Linked DNA regions of Homo sapiens: region 1 is linked to region 2. A link is an interaction called in ENCODE POLR2A ChIA-PET data of the cell type or tissue named here. Cell type or tissue: HepG2. All regions are shown on one strand. Links, peaks and the distances in the headings refer to the core of each region. The heading gives the core; the rest is flanking DNA. Region 1 has its middle 12 kb from the start of TEX19. Region 2 overlaps SLC16A3 (solute carrier family 16 member 3).

Region 1 (8,315 bases), core at 96-8,095, 110 kb after region 2:
AGGTGGGAGGGATTCATCCCACACCGCGCAGGTCTGGGGTGCGGAGGCTTTCCCTGATGGGAGATGATCAAGGGTGAGGGGGTGCTGGCCCCGCACCACGCAGTGGCTGGAGGCTCGCCAGCCTCCCTCCTTCCTTTCTTGTTTCTCCTCCCTGCTGCAAACCTTTCTCCTCCGCTTTCCTTTCTTTTCTATTTTCCTGTTCAATCCAGGGGCCCAGCCCAAAAAGGGAAAAACAGTTTCCAACATCCCGGCCCCTGATTTTGTCGTCCTCTTAGGGACTCCAGCTGGTTACATATTACAGCCCATTGTGCATGTTTTAAGCTGACGGGCAAATGACAGCGAGGAAAATTCAGACCTCCAGTGGTGAACCTGTGCTGTGGTTAAGCAGTGTTCTAAGGTGCTCTCTGGTCCTCTCTTTTCTTTCTTGCTTTAAACCTGCTGTTACTAAGCTGCTGGTGCGAAGACTCGTTATTTACGGTCTAACTAGAATGTAAACGTTGGAAACTCATTTGAAACTAAAGAGAAAGAGGGTAAAACAATTTTTTTTGTTTCGTTTTGTCTTGTTTTATAAAACCAAACTGCCACAGAGATTGCTTTACCCAAATTTTGGTTCAAGTTCTCTCCTTGGATGACCTATCAGGCGACAAGGGTTAGCCAGGTAAGCAGGTTCCAGTCTGTCAGAACAGCCACCTGCAGCCAGCTGGCTCCTATAGGCCCATGAGTTTGTGACACTTTACCATTGCCATGCCAACACCCAGATGTTACTGCCCCTTTCCATGGCAATGACCCAGAAGTACCACCCCTTTTCTAGGAAATTCTGAATGCCCCACCTCTTAATTTGCATGTAGTTAAAAGTGGGTATAAATGTGACGGCTGCCCTGCCCTGAGCTGCTGCTCTCCGCACACTTCTCCGGGGCAGCCCTGCTCTGTATCATGGAGCTGTGACATGCCACCGCCTTAGTGAAGCTGCTTTCAAGGGAGAAGAAAAGGAAAAATTAGTTGGGCAGACAGCTAAAGCTGGTCTTTGGTAAAATTCTTTTTTTTTTTTTTTTTTTTTTGAGACGGAGTCTCACTCTGTCACCCAGGCTGGAGTGTAGTGGTGTGATCTCAGCTCACTGTAACCTCCACCTCCTAGGTTCAAGCGATTCTCCTGCCTCAGCCTCTTGAGTAGCTGGGATTACAGGCACCCACCACCATGCCCAGCTAAATTTTGTATTTTTAGTGGAGACAGGGAGGCAGGGGGGGCGGGGGTGGGTCTTGCCATGTTGGCCAGGCTGGTCTCGAACTCCTGACCTTAGGTGATCCTCCCGCCCTGGCCTCCGACAGTGCTGAGATTACAGGCGTGAGCCATGGCACCTGGCCTTAAATTGTTTTTAACCACAGCTAATACGGTACACCTTTCAGAGACGGAGCACTCCACATCACAGGTGGCAAGAGTCTTGATTCTTCCTCAGCCCCAGGTGGCTCTTCCTTTATTGTGCTCCTGTGGATCCTTCAGACTATGTAGCTAAAAGCAAAGAAAAACACGTATTCTATCTGCCCCTCCCCTTTGACACAGAAGGAGGCACGACCATCACGGCGTCCTGAGCTCAGCCTGGCCCACACCAGGCCCTCCTGGAGACCCTCCTGGTGGGTGCGGGGTGGCCTCCCAGGCATGGCTGCTGTGTTGGGTGGGGGGTGACTAAGTCAACAGCCCCGTGTGTGTGTGCGTAGGCTGATTCTGGCCTTCGGCAGTCACAGTCCCACAGACACCATGGTGCCTGTGTCGGCTCCGTGCCTGTGTCAGCTCACCGTGCCTGTGTCAGCTCCGTGCCTGTGTCAGCTCATGGCGCCTGTGTCGGCTCCGTGCCTCCAGCGGTGTTTGTCTTTAGGGCAAATACCCACTCCGCCCTGGGCTGCCACATCTCACAATGGGGAAGTGGGGAAGGGGGGTTTGCAGGGGTGGTTGCAGGGTGAGGGTGTGTCTGGCTGCACAGATTTACACGCCCGTGGGCTGGGTGGGAGTGCGGTAGGCCAGGTCTCACTAACGTGGGCCTCCATGACCAGTTTCAGTACTGAGGGAGTTAAAAGCCAGTGCCCTTATACAAAGGCTGGAATGTAACAGAAGCATACCAAGAGTTTTGCCTAGCCCTTTCCTGGGCCTTAAAGCATGAAAAAATAACAAAGGAATTCTTAATAGGACCCATTTAGGATAAAACAAATTTTATCGCGGGTCTGAAGGAACTCCTCAGGCCTCCACAAACAAGCTTATTGGGGGCCCGAAGGAACTTCTCCAACCTCCGTGACTTAGCAGGAGACAGGATAAGGGTAATGACCCAGCACCTGGACCCATCTAGATTAAACTTACTGAGGCTCCAGAGGAAGGTCTTCAGGACTCAGACCTCAGTTACAGATTAGAAGTTAGTCACTTAGTCTTCAGATGAATGCACACTTACACGTAGACGTAGCGTGTGGAAGGTAGATAAGCTCTGGAGGACTGTAATTTTGAGTTGGTCTGGAGATAATGTCCAGGCCTTCTCCCTGTAACCGGTTGGGGAAATAAACACGTGCTTCCTCCCCAGTTCAGCTGCGTCTCGTTATGGGGCCCGACCCTCAGTTTGGTCCGGGAACGGGGGCTGCCTCTCGTCCGAGGACCTGCTGCTACTCCTGGTCGTGGCTGCAGCTCTGTCCGCCTTTCTGTCCGGCTTTCCATCCGGGGTGCCAGCTCGCCGCTGTCCCCACATCTGGCTCCCGTGTTCCCGGCTGTCACGCAGGGTCACGTCGTCCCCAAAGTTCTGCTAACACGAATGAAGTCTCGTTGGTGTGACATCAAACAGCTACGAAGGCCGTTTCTGTGACCCGGAGGCCACACGCCGAGTCTCCGGGACGAAGCCTCGCTTGGCAGAGCCGCCGGGGCCTGGTCTCTGTGTTCTGTGCCACAGATGCCACACGACTGTTTCCCACTCCCTGTGTTTACGTGGGACCCAAAGATAACTGTTTTCCCGAAATTAATATAATTCCTAAGATAATTTTTCATGAAATTGGAAAAACTGGTTCTAAAATTCATACGAAGGCCGGTGTGGTGGCTCCCGCCTGTAAATCCCAGCACTGTGGGAGGCCGAGGCGGGCGGATCACGAGGTCAGGAGATCAAGACCATCCTGGCTAACACGGTGAAACCCCGTCTCCACTAAAAAAATACAAAAAATTAGCCAGGTGTGGTGACGGGCGCCTGTAGTCCCAGCTACTCAGGTAACTGAGGCAGGAGACTGGCGTGAACCCGGGAGGCGGAGCTTGCAGTGAGCCGAGATCGCGCCACTGCACTCCAGCCTGGGCGACAGAGCAAGACTCTGTCTCAAGAAAAAAAATAAAAATAAAAAATAAAATTCGTACGAAAGAGCAAAGAGGGCCGGGCGTGGCAGCTCACGCCTGTAACCCCAGCACTTTGTGTCACGTGCGTCCATGTGAAGAGACACCAACAGGCTTTGTGTGAGCAACAAGGCTGTTTATTCACTTGGGTGCAAGTGGGCTGAGTCCGAAAAGAGTCAGCAAAGAGAGGTAGGGGTGGGGCCGTTTTATAGGACTGGGGTAAACAGTGGAAAGTTACAGTGAAAGGTGGTTACCTATTGTCAGCAGAGGAGGGGGTCACAAGGTACATGGTGGGGAGATCATAAGACTCATTGTCCGGAAGAAGAATGTCACGAGGTCGATCGATCAGGTGGGACAGGGCAGGAACAGGTCATCATGGAATGTCGTAAGGTTGGTCAATCAGTTAAGACAGGAGCTGGCTGTTTCATTCTTTTGTAGATTTGGGTTGCCCCAGACTTCTTGGCTCTTGCAGGCCATCTGGACATACATGTGCAGGTCACAGGGGTTACAATGGCTGAGCTTCGGCTCAGAGGCCTGACACACCTGACACAAGGGAGCGTGTGTCTGAGGGCGCAGCAGCCAAGGAGCGGCTTCCCCTCCCCAGGAGGGCTCCGAGGGGGAAGTCAGGAAGCTGTTTCTTGCACACGCGAGTGTGAAGCTGCAAACTGCTCAGCGGCAGGTTCGGGTTTAAAAACTCAAAACTTAAAAAAATTAGCTAGCCGCCACAGTGTGGGGGGAAGAACCACTCTGCTTTTAAATACAAGAGATGGCACAAGATTTCGGGATAGTGCCCATGTGGGCGACCCCGACCCGGTCCCCGCCCTGCTTGTGCCAAGGATCCTCAGGCACCCGGGGCTTCCTGTTTATACAGCAGAACGCCCTCTCTCTGGAGACAGAGAGACAGAAGGGTCCCAGCCTGAACACCCCCCTCTGGAGACAGAGAGACTGAGGGGGTCCCAGCCTGAACGCCCCCTCTCTGGAGACAGACTGAGGGGGTCCCAGCCTGAACGCCCCCTCTCTGGAGACAGACTGAGGGGGTCCCAGCCTGAACGCCCCCTCTCTGGAGACAGAGAGACAGAGGGGTCCCAGCCTGAACGCCCCCTCTCTGGAGACAGACTGAGGGGGTCCCAGCCTGAACGCCCCCCTCTGGAGACAGGCTGAGGGGGTCCCAGCCTGAACGCCCCCTCTCTGGAGACAGAGAGACTGAGGGGGTCCCAGCCTGAACGCCCCCTCTCTGGAGACAGAGAGACTGAGGGGTCCCAGCCTGAACGCCCCCTCTCTGGAGACAGACTGAGGGGGTCCCAGCCTGAACGCCCCCTCTCTGGAGACAGACTGAGGGGGTCCCAGCCTGAACGCCCCCTCTCTGGAGACAGAGAGACAGAGGGGTCCCAGCCTGAACGCCCCCCTCTGGAGACAGGCTGAGGGGGTCCCAGCCTGAACGCCCCCTCTCTGGAGACAGAGAGACTGAGGGGGTCCCAGCCTGAACGCCCCCTCTCTGGAGACAGAGAGACTGAGGGGGTCCCAGCCTGAACGCCCCCTCTCTGGAGACAGAGAGACAGAGGGGTCCCAGCCTGAACGCCCCCCTCTGGAGACAGGCTGAGGGGGTCCCAGCCTGAACGCCCCCTCTCTGGAGACAGACTGAGGGGGTCCCAGCCTGAACGCCCCCTCTCTGGAGACAGAGAGACTGAGGGGTCCCAGCCTGAACGCCCCCCTCTGGAGACAGAGAGACTGAGGGGGTCCCAGCCTGAACGCCCTCTCTCCGGGCTCTTCCACCAGAGCTAAGACCTTCTGATTTTCTTGTCTTGTCTTTTGAGACAGGGTTTTGCTCTTGTCACCCAGGCTGGAGTGCAATGGTGCGTTCTTGGCTCACTGCAACCTCCGCCTCCCAGGCTCAAGTGATTCTCCTGACTCAGCCTCCTGAGTAGCTGGGATTACAGGTGCCTGCCACCACGCCCGCCTAATTTTTGTATTTTAGTAGGGACGAGGTTTCACCGTGTTGGCCAGGCTGATCTTGAACTCTTGACCTCAGGTGATCCCCACACCTCGGCCTCCCAAAGTTCTGGGATTACAGGCGTGAGCCACTGCACCCAGCCAATGCCTTCTGGTTTTTCTGATTTTTCTGATCTCTCATTTTCCTTTCTAGAAGGGAGGCCTCTTGTCATCCTATCTCTACCCGCAGAAAATAGGATTTGAGTTTCTATTTGAGTGCTGGGACCAGCGTTGGAGGGAGGGAAGACATCAGAGCCAGAGCCCCTCCAAGACTGCCCCCCAGGGCCTGGGGCTGCAGGGGGCTGGCCCTGCTGGGAAGGAGAGGCTGCCAGGTGGGGTCCTGGGCCAAGGTCCCAGCATAAACACCCACGAAACCCCCTGGGCTGGCCGGCTGCCACCCTGCCCTGCTCCTCGCCTCATAGCTTTCCACGAGACCCCCTGGGCTGGCCGGCTGCCACCCTGCCCTGCTCGCCTCATAGCTTTCCTTCACCTCTCTCTCCTTCACAAACTCACCCAGCCCCACGTCTGACACACATTTCTAAATCTATCTTCCTTGTCAATAATTCAACCAACGCTTTTATTTGTCAAAGAGAAACCTGCCATAGTGGGAATTTACAGCCACAGTCCCCACGACGTAAATGTTTCCCTCTCACATTTGGAAACCTGCTGTGTTGGAATTGAATAGTAAATAGGAGAATTATAATAAATGAAATAAGCCAGCCGTCCCTGAAATACGATTGCTCCTCAGGACTTGAGGCTGATCTGAGCCAATTCTTCCACTGATCTCTACGCAGAGCCTCGGGAACTCCTAGAGGAGCATAAGTTCCAAACTGGAGACGCACATGCAGGGGCATAGAAGCCTCACTCTGAACAACTAAACAAAAGCATCTGATTTTAGAATTTAAAAATGTCTGTGGGGGGTGCCTCAGTTCCCCCCGTGACCCCAGCTCTGGTAGGGTCACTGCCACCCGCGCGTGCATGTCCTGGGATCCTGACCTCTCCTTCAAACCCACCAGAGCGATGCCAGGTGACTCTGGGGAGGCTCACCTGCTCAGGTGAGTAGAATCAACCCTGTCGGCCACTGGAGCCACTGGGGTAGCCGGGGCCGTGGAGCTCTGCACAGCCCGGGGGAGGCCGATGTTCAGAACAAAGCTTTTATCATGGAAAAGTACAAACATAAACACAAAGGTGGAGACTGGGACAGTAATCTGTTCACTCACTGCCTTCTCCTGACCTCTTCCACTTCCTCGTCTTTCCCGGCCCCCTCCCAGCCAGAAGGGTGGGAAAGCGCTGGTTTTAATTAGCGATTTCTTGACTGCCTCCCCCTCATTCCTGAGCCTCTCCCAGTTTCCTGACGGTAGAAAACACTCTGGCTTTGATTTGTAAGCAGATGTGTAGATAGTTTTCTTAGAAAGTTTCCCAATTGTAAAATGATTGCAACTTGGTTAACGCCGTCTGAGACACAACAGTTCTGTTTCCCCAAACCCTCGCTTTAAAGGAGTTTTTACTTCATTTATCACGTATGCTACTGAGAGAACGAACGGTGTTGAGGTCGCCTTCGGGTTTCCTGGGTTTTCTGGAGCTGTGGAATCGAGTCCCAAGTGTCCCGAGAGGCAGACGTCTGGAGTCCAGAGCTGTGAGCGGCAGCAGACCCTGCAGCTTCAGTGAGGGCCGCACACAGGGCATCTGCGCAAGACACGTCACCCTTCACATGGCCCCATGGCCACAGGGACAGCGTGTCACTTTCCCAGGTTATTTGGTATTTTTAAAAGCTCAAATGTTAAAGAGTCGGCTTTTTAGGTTGTGCCAGAATGACTCTGGGGTCAAACTATTTCTTTTTTTTCTTTTTATTTTTTTTGAGACAGAGTCTCACTCTTCACCCAGGCTGGAGTGCAGTGGTGTGATCTCAGCTCACTGCAACCTCTGCCTCCCATGCTCAAGCTATTTTCCTGCCTCAGCCTCCAGAGTAGCTGGGATTACAGGCGTGCACCACCACGCCCAGCTGATTTTTATATTTTTAGTAGAGATGGGGTTTCACCATGTTGGCCAGGCTGGTCTTGAACTCCTGGCCTCAGGTGATCCGCCTGCCTTGGCCTCCATAAGTGCTGGGATTCCAGGCGTGCGCCACCGCCCCCTGCCGAAACTATTTCAATGTGACACCAGCATCATGTGTGGCATCTGCAGGCCTCTCTCGGGTTCCCCTCTGCACGGAGCCTGTGGTTTTCAGGGCGAGATGCCCGGCTGGCCCCGGGGCCTGAACCAGCTGCAACGGAAGGCTCTGTGGGATGAGGGCAACCTTTGGCCTGGGGTGCAGGGGCCCCGGACTCTGATGCTGCACCTCGACTTTACCCAGGTCCCAGGGCCTGCACAGGCTGAGCCCCCCACTAGCATGACTGCTCCTGGAGCTGTTTGTTACAGAGACTTGCCGCCTGACTCAGGGCCCCACTGTGGCAATGTCACCTGCCACACCAGCAGAGGTGTCTGTGGGGGTTGATGCTGACAGACACTGGTCTGTTCTTGGGGGAGGATCTGATTTGTCACAAAAAGAGGTCAAGTAGGCTGACAGTTCTTGCCGATGGCCCAGGTGTCGGGATTACGTGTCAGTCCTGGCTGCGCTGCCGGCTTCTCTGCGCCTCCCTGGGTGATGCCCATCTCACCGGGGTGGCGGCAGGTGCACCATCGTGGGGCCGGCACACCCGGCACCTCGGAGGCCTCTGTCCCAGCCACTGGGCCTGTCCAGGAGGGCTGGACGGGCCACCACCTCGGCCCACCCTCGAGGCTTCTCCAGGGCTCGATCCAGGCTGGGCTTCAGACATGGAGTTGCTGGCAGCCCGAGAATGTTACAATTGTTGAGCTTCTTATTTCCAGGTAACTCAAGTTCATTTTAGAAGCTGTGGAAAACACAGGCAAGCAGAGAACATGAATGACCTGCCCCCTGTTATCTACCCCAAACCTGACCTCAGTCAGCATCTGCTTCTAG
Region 2 (8,315 bases), core at 1-8,000:
GCACTCAACTTCCAGCCCTCGCTCATCATGCTGAACCGCTACTTCAGCAAGCGGCGCCCCATGGCCAACGGGCTGGCGGCAGCAGGTAGCCCTGTCTTCCTGTGTGCCCTGAGCCCGCTGGGGCAGCTGCTGCAGGACCGCTACGGCTGGCGGGGCGGCTTCCTCATCCTGGGCGGCCTGCTGCTCAACTGCTGCGTGTGTGCCGCACTCATGAGGCCCCTGGTGGTCACGGCCCAGCCGGGCTCGGGGCCGCCGCGACCCTCCCGGCGCCTGCTAGACCTGAGCGTCTTCCGGGACCGCGGCTTTGTGCTTTACGCCGTGGCCGCCTCGGTCATGGTGCTGGGGCTCTTCGTCCCGCCCGTGTTCGTGGTGAGCTACGCCAAGGACCTGGGCGTGCCCGACACCAAGGCCGCCTTCCTGCTCACCATCCTGGGCTTCATTGACATCTTCGCGCGGCCGGCCGCGGGCTTCGTGGCGGGGCTTGGGAAGGTGCGGCCCTACTCCGTCTACCTCTTCAGCTTCTCCATGTTCTTCAACGGCCTCGCGGACCTGGCGGGTTCTACGGCGGGCGACTACGGCGGCCTCGTGGTCTTCTGCATCTTCTTTGGCATCTCCTACGGCATGGTGGGGGCCCTGCAGTTCGAGGTGCTCATGGCCATCGTGGGCACCCACAAGTTCTCCAGTGCCATTGGCCTGGTGCTGCTGATGGAGGCGGTGGCCGTGCTCGTCGGGCCCCCTTCGGGAGGTGAGCGCTGCGCCCCCAGGCAGTTCCCCACACCTGCCCTTCCCGTCAGACGCCCGCTTTGCGAGGGGGGGGACGCGCACCCCTCGGCAGCCACCCGCAGTGTGGGACTCAGAGCTGGAGGGGGTGCACTGTGCTGGACCAACCCTGATTCTGCTGGGGCTAGCGGGTCTCCATTAGGAGTGGGGTGCTCCGTCCGGCACAGTGTGTCCAGACAGGCAGGGTGGCTAGGGGCTGGGCCCGGGGGGGGGCAGCTCCTCCAGGCTCTGCCTGGGCACCACGCGGCAGCTCCAGGCAACCCAACAGCCGGCTTTTGCATTTTGGGGCCTCTCCTTTTTGAAGGATGACTGAGCTAACACGTGAGGGAAATTAAGTTCTGACTGGAGCAGCCTTGCCCAGGCTCCGCCTGCCTGGCGAGGGGGTCCTGGGCTTGGGGAGGGCTCATGTCTTGGAGTCCGCGGTGGCCAGGGCACAGGGCTGGTACTGAACACAGTAGGGCTTCTGGGGCTGCCGACTGGAAGCCTCAGGGGGACTCCGTGGGGACCAGCGTGACTCCTGCCACCAACCGAAACCCAAACTCCACAAAGCCATTGCTATTTTTAGCCTCTTAAGTCTTGGTTCCCCTGAGGAGGAGGGAGGATGCCCCCAGCTGAAACACATGGAGGGGAGAGAACACCTCCCAGCCCCACAAGCTCAGAGGCAGACAGGGTGACCCTTGCGTGCTGAGACACCGAGACACAGGCTTGGGTGGAGCCGTGGGCCCTGGGGGCAGCCCGCATGAGCGGCTGGGACTGACGGGGTCTTCCCGCAGGCAAACTCCTGGATGCGACCCACGTCTACATGTACGTGTTCATCCTGGCGGGGGCCGAGGTGCTCACCTCCTCCCTGATTTTGCTGCTGGGCAACTTCTTCTGCATTAGGAAGAAGCCCAAAGAGCCACAGCCTGAGGTGGCGGCCGCGGAGGAGGAGAAGCTCCACAAGCCTCCTGCAGACTCGGGGGTGGACTTGCGGGAGGTGGAGCATTTCCTGAAGGCTGAGCCTGAGAAAAACGGGGAGGTGGTTCACACCCCGGAAACAAGTGTCTGAGTGGCTGGGCGGGGCCGGCAGGCACAGGGAGGAGGTACAGAAGCCGGCAACGCTTGCTATTTATTTTACAAACTGGACTGGCTCAGGCAGGGCCACGGCTGGGCTCCAGCTGCCGGCCCAGCGGATCGTCGCCCGATCAGTGTTTTGAGGGGGAAGGTGGCGGGGTGGGAACCGTGTCATTCCAGAGTGGATCTGCGGTGAAGCCAAGCCGCAAGGTTACAAGGCATCCTCACCAGGGGCCCCGCCTGCTGCTCCCAGGTGGCCTGCGGCCACTGCTATGCTCAAGGACCTGGAAACCCATGCTTCGAGACAACGTGACTTTAATGGGAGGGTGGGTGGGCCGCAGACAGGCTGGCAGGGCAGGTGCTGCGTGGGGCCCTCTCCAGCCCGTCCTACCCTGGGCTCACATGGGGCCTGTGCCCACCCCTCTTGAGTGTCTTGGGGACAGCTCTTTCCACCCCTGGAAGATGGAAATAAACCTGCGTGTGGGTGGAGTGTTAGGACCAACGGTTTCCTAGGAGTATGTGGTTTTGCTGTGTGGCCTGTGTCCTGACTCGCACGTCTGCTGATGGCCTGGCTGTTCCTACCGTGGCTCTGTCCTCGCCAGCTTTCCCTGCAGCGGCATAGCATTCGTAGCAGGGGCAGGCGCTGCATGGAGGGGGCTGCGGGGCAGGTGCCTGGAGGCCGCTGTGCCAGGGTGGCCTCTGAAATGTGCCAGGGAGCCCCTACGTGGTGGTTAGATGGGAGCTGAGGTGGAACAAGCCACTTTATTCACTGCTGTGTTTAAGAAACAGGACCCTCCTGCCTTCCCTTTTTCGCCCCTCTGCCTGGCTGGCAGTGTGCGTGGTGTGGTCAGTGCCCAGGGCTGGTCTTTGCACCCTGTCCTCCATCCAGCCCGGCCCAGCGCTTGGGCTTGTCCTGGACACCTAACACCCACCTGCCCTCGTGGCCAGCAGTGGCCTGCGTGGCTGGGAGCCCGGTCAGAGGCCGCCGGGGCCCTCAGTAGGTGCGTCGTGGGCGCTGGGGACGGCAGCGGGTGCCCTGGCGGGCCGCGTGCAGCCGGAGAGATGCCATGTCCCTGCTCCTCTGCAATGAAAAGCAAGCGAAAAGTGCACATCTCAGGTCCAGCTGTCCCCATCTGCCCCTGGCCTTGCGCCAGCTGGGCTTGAGCTCTTGCAGCCCAGGCTCCTGCCTGCAGCCTCAGGGCTGTGGAGGCCTCTAGCAGGGCTCAGGCTGGCGGGCAGTGCCAGCAGTTGCAGGGATCAAGGTCAGACTCTGCACAGCTAGGCCCATGTGTCTCGGCAGAGTCCACCAGTCCCACCCAGCAGCTGAAGGGAGAAAGACGAGGAGGCAGGGAGCAGACGAGGAGGTGGGGAGCAGGCAGCCCGGGCCTCAGAGGACACATGGCCTTCCCCCGCTGGCACCCCCACATCAGGGCCACCAGGGGACTGCTCACACCCAGGGGTTGCCGCCTCTGGACCTGGCTGTCCCTGGTTCTGCTGACCTCAGGAGTGACCTGGGCTTACAGAGGTACTGGCAGGGAGGTCATGGGCCGGGTGAGGGGTGCTCGCTCCTGGAACCCTGTTTCCAGGTATCTCGGGCCCTCACCCTCCCCTAGGCAGGAAGCAGTCTCTCTAGCTCAACTGTCACCCCTCGTCTGCCCCACTCTGGTCCCCACACCCACAGCACACAGCAGAGGCTCAACACAAAGTAGCCAGGCAGTGCTGCTCCCGGACAGACATGCCTGAGGGACCGTGCTCAGTGATTCAGGAGTGGTCCAGATGTGGGAAGGCAGCCACGCTTGGTTGGGGGCACAGGACGTGTGGGGGCTGGGGTCCCTGTGCCGCAGGGTGGGCGTGAGTGGGCGCTGAGTTCTACTACCTCCTCCCTCAGCTGGTGCCTTTAAAGGAGGGAAGCCATGGGGCAGTGGGTCTGCTCTGACCCGACAGGCAGGAGTGAAGGGGAAGGGAAGGGAAGCCCGGAGCCCACTGGGAAGAAGCTGGGGGCAGAGGTCTGGTGCGTGGGCTGCAGAGCTATCCCCCAACCCCGGCGACAGATTCTAGTGCCAAAAGTGGTTCAGGTCTACCGTGTTGTGAAGATCCCCTGACCAGAGACACGTCCGTCCAGAACCCACTGCTACTTGGGGTGGGGGTGGGGGGCAGAGGGCGCACAGACTTCTTCACATGATCCCAGATCAGAGGGAGAAGGGAGGTGTCCGCCCGGCCTGGGCCTTCCCAGAGAACAGCCCTGGAACAGATGTGTGCAAGGCCTGTGCCGGGGGAGGTGGCGGGGGAGGCACAGGGGACCCAGAAAGGGCTTGGTGGCCCCGGACGCTGCCGTCCCTCAGCCTTCCGAGGGGTCTATGGTGAAGCTCCCGGGAGGCGCTGCCCAGTACCTGGAGGGCCTGCTCTTTTCAGCGTCTAAACCATGCCTGAGGACACAGACCCAGCCAGACTCAGGTTCAGAGAACAAGCCCTCTAACTCTGTCCGCTCATGCCCCCGCAGATGAGATGGAACAGGCCTTGAGGACATGCAGCCCCTGCTCCCTCTCAGGGCAGGGAACCCCAGGAGGGCAGCTGCAGGCCTGGGAAGCTCAGGCAGGAACTGGAACTTGGGTCTTGCCGTTTTCCGGTTGGGGCCGGTGAGCGGGGCAGGGGCTGAGCCTCACCCACGGCCACAGTGAGGCCCCACACGGTGTCTCAGTCTGGGGCAGCAAGAGGGAACCACGTGAGGCGGGCTGGAGACAGGGAAGGCCCGGAAGCCAGCTCAGATGCCCAGGGCACAGCCAGAATGGCTGAGAGGAAGGGCCTGGGAGGAGGCAAAGTCTGGGCAGGAGGGGCTGGCAGAGCTCCAGGCCATGGGCATCCCCACGGTTGGGGAAGGAGTGCATCACAGGCAGAGTTGGCGGGACAGCCCCGGAACGTGGGGCTCAGAAAGCTACACCGTTCTTAGAGCAACCTCCAGGCAAGTGACCCGAAGTCCCTGTGCTTTTTCACTACAAACAAAAATATCCTCCTCTTAGGCAGCGTGACCCTGGCCAAGGGGCCAAGGGAGTGGCCTGGAGTGGAGAGTACTGGGTGGAGGTGGGGGTGGGAGGGGAGCTGGGAGGGGAGGCGGCCTAGCCTGGCTGAGCTCACCCACACACGAGCACAGGTTAGGAGTTGGTGCAGACCTCCCTGCTCTGGCAGCCTGACAGCCCCCGCAGGCCTTGGATAGGGGCCACTGCTGTGTGCTCTGGGGGGGGGGGGAAGAGGAACCCTATCTCCTTGTGCCTGTGCAGGGCCATCGGGCAGCTCCTGGGCTTCAACAGCTCAAGCGACAGGGGGATCCCTGAGCACCACGGCCCTATGGCAGGGGGAAGGGACATGCGCTCACCCCAGGCGGCTGGAGTGCGGCTGCCGGTGCCGCCCGAGAAGGCAGGGACTCTCCAGAACCGTCACACAGAAAGTGCGTGGACTTCTGTGTGCACAACAGAGCCCAAGGGGGCAGCACGGCGAGGAGCAGTCGCCACCCCTCCCTGCCCGGCAGCAGGCCCAGGGGGCAGCTCTCCTGCTCTGCCAGCTCCCAGACACCCACAGGCTGAGAAAGAACAAACAGCCATCTCAAAGAAGTATTTTCACACAGTTCACCTCAACACAGTGAAAACTCTCAAGCTGATGAAATAAAGACCACATGGAAAGGGGAGGGAAGAAAGGTAGAAGTCATTATGAATTTATTATTTACACGATTGTTAAAGTACACAAATACAGTGGCGATACAAACGCACAGCTCGGAGACTGGCCGTCAGTGCACAGCTGACACGACGTCCTACCTACGTCTCCTGCACGGGGCGACGGGGACTAGATACTGGGCAAGGACTGTCACAAGCACTCCGAAGACGCGACCCGGCGAGGCTCGGGCTGGAACCCGGGCGCAGAGCTGCCTCGCACAAACGTTCTGGGCACTACATCGGGACCACAGATATTTACAAAGCAAGCTTGCGCCACTTCAGGCCACAGCGCGACGTCTCTCCGGGTGGGGGACGTCTACCTTCAAGAAGGGGTCCAGCAACAAAGAAAATCTCTTAACTCGGCTCTGACCCACCCCAACCTCCCTCTGTACTTCAACACACAGCTCCCACCCGCTCAAGGCCCCGTACTCCAAAACGCTTACACAGTAACCAGCCTAGGATTGAGAAAGCATCCATGGGCTCAGGCAGACGGCCAGCCAGCTGGTGGGGGGGTGAACAACTGTGTTCTGGGACGCCAGCCAGTTATGGCATCCGGGGAACTCTGGGGAGGAGAAGGGAGAACCAAGGTGCACACCTTCGAAGCCCTAGAGTCCAAAGGGAACATCGTCCATCGTGATGGGGTCCAGCCGAAGTGCCCACGAACACAGACTGCCCTGCGCATTGGGGTTGGGAGCACATGGCCACTGGCTACCGCCCAAGTGCTGCGGAGTGAGAGGCGAGAAGGCATCCTGGGAACCTCAGGGCACAGCAGCATGGAGCCTGGGGCAGCACCAGCTCACGGAGGCCACCTGCCTTCTGGTGGGACTCGGCCCCACGCACGCTGCTTCACTTCTGACCAACAGACACGCGCCCAACAGAAGGTCACAGCGCAGACTCTACTTTCTGGCCGTGAAGGTTCTGGGTCCGGTTGGGAGAGTCACCTGCTCCTTGGCACCTCAGGGTGGGTCCTTCTGGCCTGCCGGCTTTTCTGAGCTAGTCTTGGCACGTGGCAAGGACAGCCCCGCTCCTGGTTTTAAGCACAGGCATTCATACAGACGGAGTGCCAATCCGCACAGGAGCATTGAGTGCTGAGAAAATGGACTGAGTGCAAAGGCAGCAAGGCAACAAACACTACAGTAACCACCTCTCGGTTCACAGTCCTCTCCCAAGGGACCAGAAACGCATCTTCCACCTTGAATCCTGGGACTCCCAATTGTCCTGCTAGGGTCTCAAAGCCTCTGCTTCCAAGCTCTCAGCTGCCTGCCCACCTCCTGGGGAAGAAGCGCGCAGTGCTTTGCCTGGTAACACCCACTGCACCCCTGCCCCGCGGCAGCCTGCGGTCCCTAACTGCTCTCCGAGGGCCTCAAGAGTTCCTGACAGCAGGCATGTCAATTACGGGAGGAGGGAGGGTGAGACGCCAAAATCAGGTTGAAGAGGTCCCACCACACACGGGCACACACACACACCACGGACTTTTGATGAGAAATCTCCTCTCCAAAGCGGACAATAAAACACTGCAAAACAAACACAGCACACACCCTTGAGATCCACCTGCACCTTCTCCCTGCCCGACTCCACCTCATACACTAACTCCAAGCCAGCCTGTCTCAGAATTCCTTAGTCAACATTTTTTTTGTAAGACTGCAAAAACAGACAAGAAACAATAAAAAGACAGATTTTCTTTACACAGATTTAAGCCAATAATTTTTAGCAAAATGATACAAAACTGTCTTAACCAAGTAGAAGATTGGTAGTTACAGTGGAATCGTCAGGGAGTACAGGGCGGCCACCACTGGAGGGAGCTGAGGCCCTGGAAAAGGAGTCTGATTCTCTGCAATTCTCTCTCTGCTTTTCTTCCCAGCCCCGTTACAACCGAGTTCACGTGGGGGGCCGCAGTGCAGCCCCAGCGGTGGCAGCTCTTGGAGTCTGTCCGTTTAGTATGTTTCCCCCACGAGCGTCGCTGGGTGAGTGGCCTGGAGAGCTCCCGGTGTTAACATTTCGATCCTAGACCGGGGGACGTGTCACTAGTAAAGCCATTGGTAACAGAGTAGATCAGCCATGCATTGTCTGCCCTTCACAGCAATAAGGAGAGTTCTCATCGGTGCACGACAGACTGAAGACCACTGGAAGCCACCCGACCAGGAATCTGTCGGAGCCAAAGCACAGGAGAAGGTCAGCATGGGGCTGGGGGAGCCGGCCAGGCAGATACCACAGTGACGGTGCTGGGCAGGGAGGGGACGCACCGCCACCGCCTAGCCCCAGTCTAGACGCCTGCGTCCCCCGCCACGCACAGGGGCCTCTGTGGCTGGGACACGTGCTCAGCAGAACGAGTGACAGGAAGACGGGAAGGAGGAAGAGGCATGCAAGCAAGGTGCCCGCGGAGCCGGGCTCGGCAGGGTCGAAGGATCCGAGTGGAGCGGAGACGGGTGCTCCTGCCTCCCTTCCTGGAAAGGAACCTGGTGTTTGAAAATGGGTACCCCTCTCAGGGAAGACATGAAAAGCAGTTCCTGTCAACACATTTCCAGAGTGTGCACAGTGTGAAAACTGCAGCGGGTCTCCCAGCGGCACAGACCCGACAGAAGCGCAAGCCCCTGCTGGAAGGAGCCGCCGAGCGCGCGTGGCCGCCGAGGAGGGAGCACAGCGTGGACGCCGGCCATGCACCGACGGCGGGGAGTGAGTGGGCTGCGGCTGGAGGAGTTAATACAGACGAAGCTGCGTGGACAAGACGGCTGGGCAGAGACCAAGTGTGAAAAGAAACACAAAACAAGGACAGAGATA

What was found. Peaks named below come from ENCODE experiments on the same cell type or tissue, not always from the same donor. Only the 100,000 strongest peaks of a DNase experiment are listed, where the experiment ranks them.
Region 1: POLR2A ChIA-PET joins it to region 2 with 28 read pairs; 8 of 35 experiments call an interaction of 5 or more read pairs at or near these places.

Annotation. Positions count from the first base shown.
Region 1 is chr17:82,342,948-82,351,262 of GRCh38, forward strand. No RefSeq gene overlaps it. Among named protein-coding and RNA genes, the nearest start is that of TEX19, 12 kb to the right of the region's middle. RefSeq lists enhancers at 1,783-2,318, 7,550-7,669. In HepG2, for the core only: a CTCF peak has its summit at 7,470 (motif pointing left); DNase peaks (open chromatin) are centred at 3,644 and 6,517; H3K4me3 peaks cover 974 bases.
Region 2 is chr17:82,237,149-82,245,463 of GRCh38, forward strand. SLC16A3 (solute carrier family 16 member 3) reads left to right here. Exons shown (of 5, transcript NM_004207.4): 4 at 1-745; 5 at 1,554-2,938. The coding sequence ends at 1,828. It overlaps CSNK1D (casein kinase 1 delta), which reads right to left. Exons shown (of 9, transcript NM_001893.6): 9 at 5,519-7,683. The coding sequence ends at 7,633. Among named protein-coding and RNA genes, the nearest start is that of MIR6787, 4.6 kb to the left of the region's middle. RefSeq lists enhancers at 111-882, 1,653-2,423, 6,715-6,794. In HepG2, for the core only: CTCF peaks have their summits at 4,093, 4,527 and 7,328 (motif pointing right); DNase peaks (open chromatin) are centred at 3,083, 4,733, 5,393, 6,003 and 2 weaker places.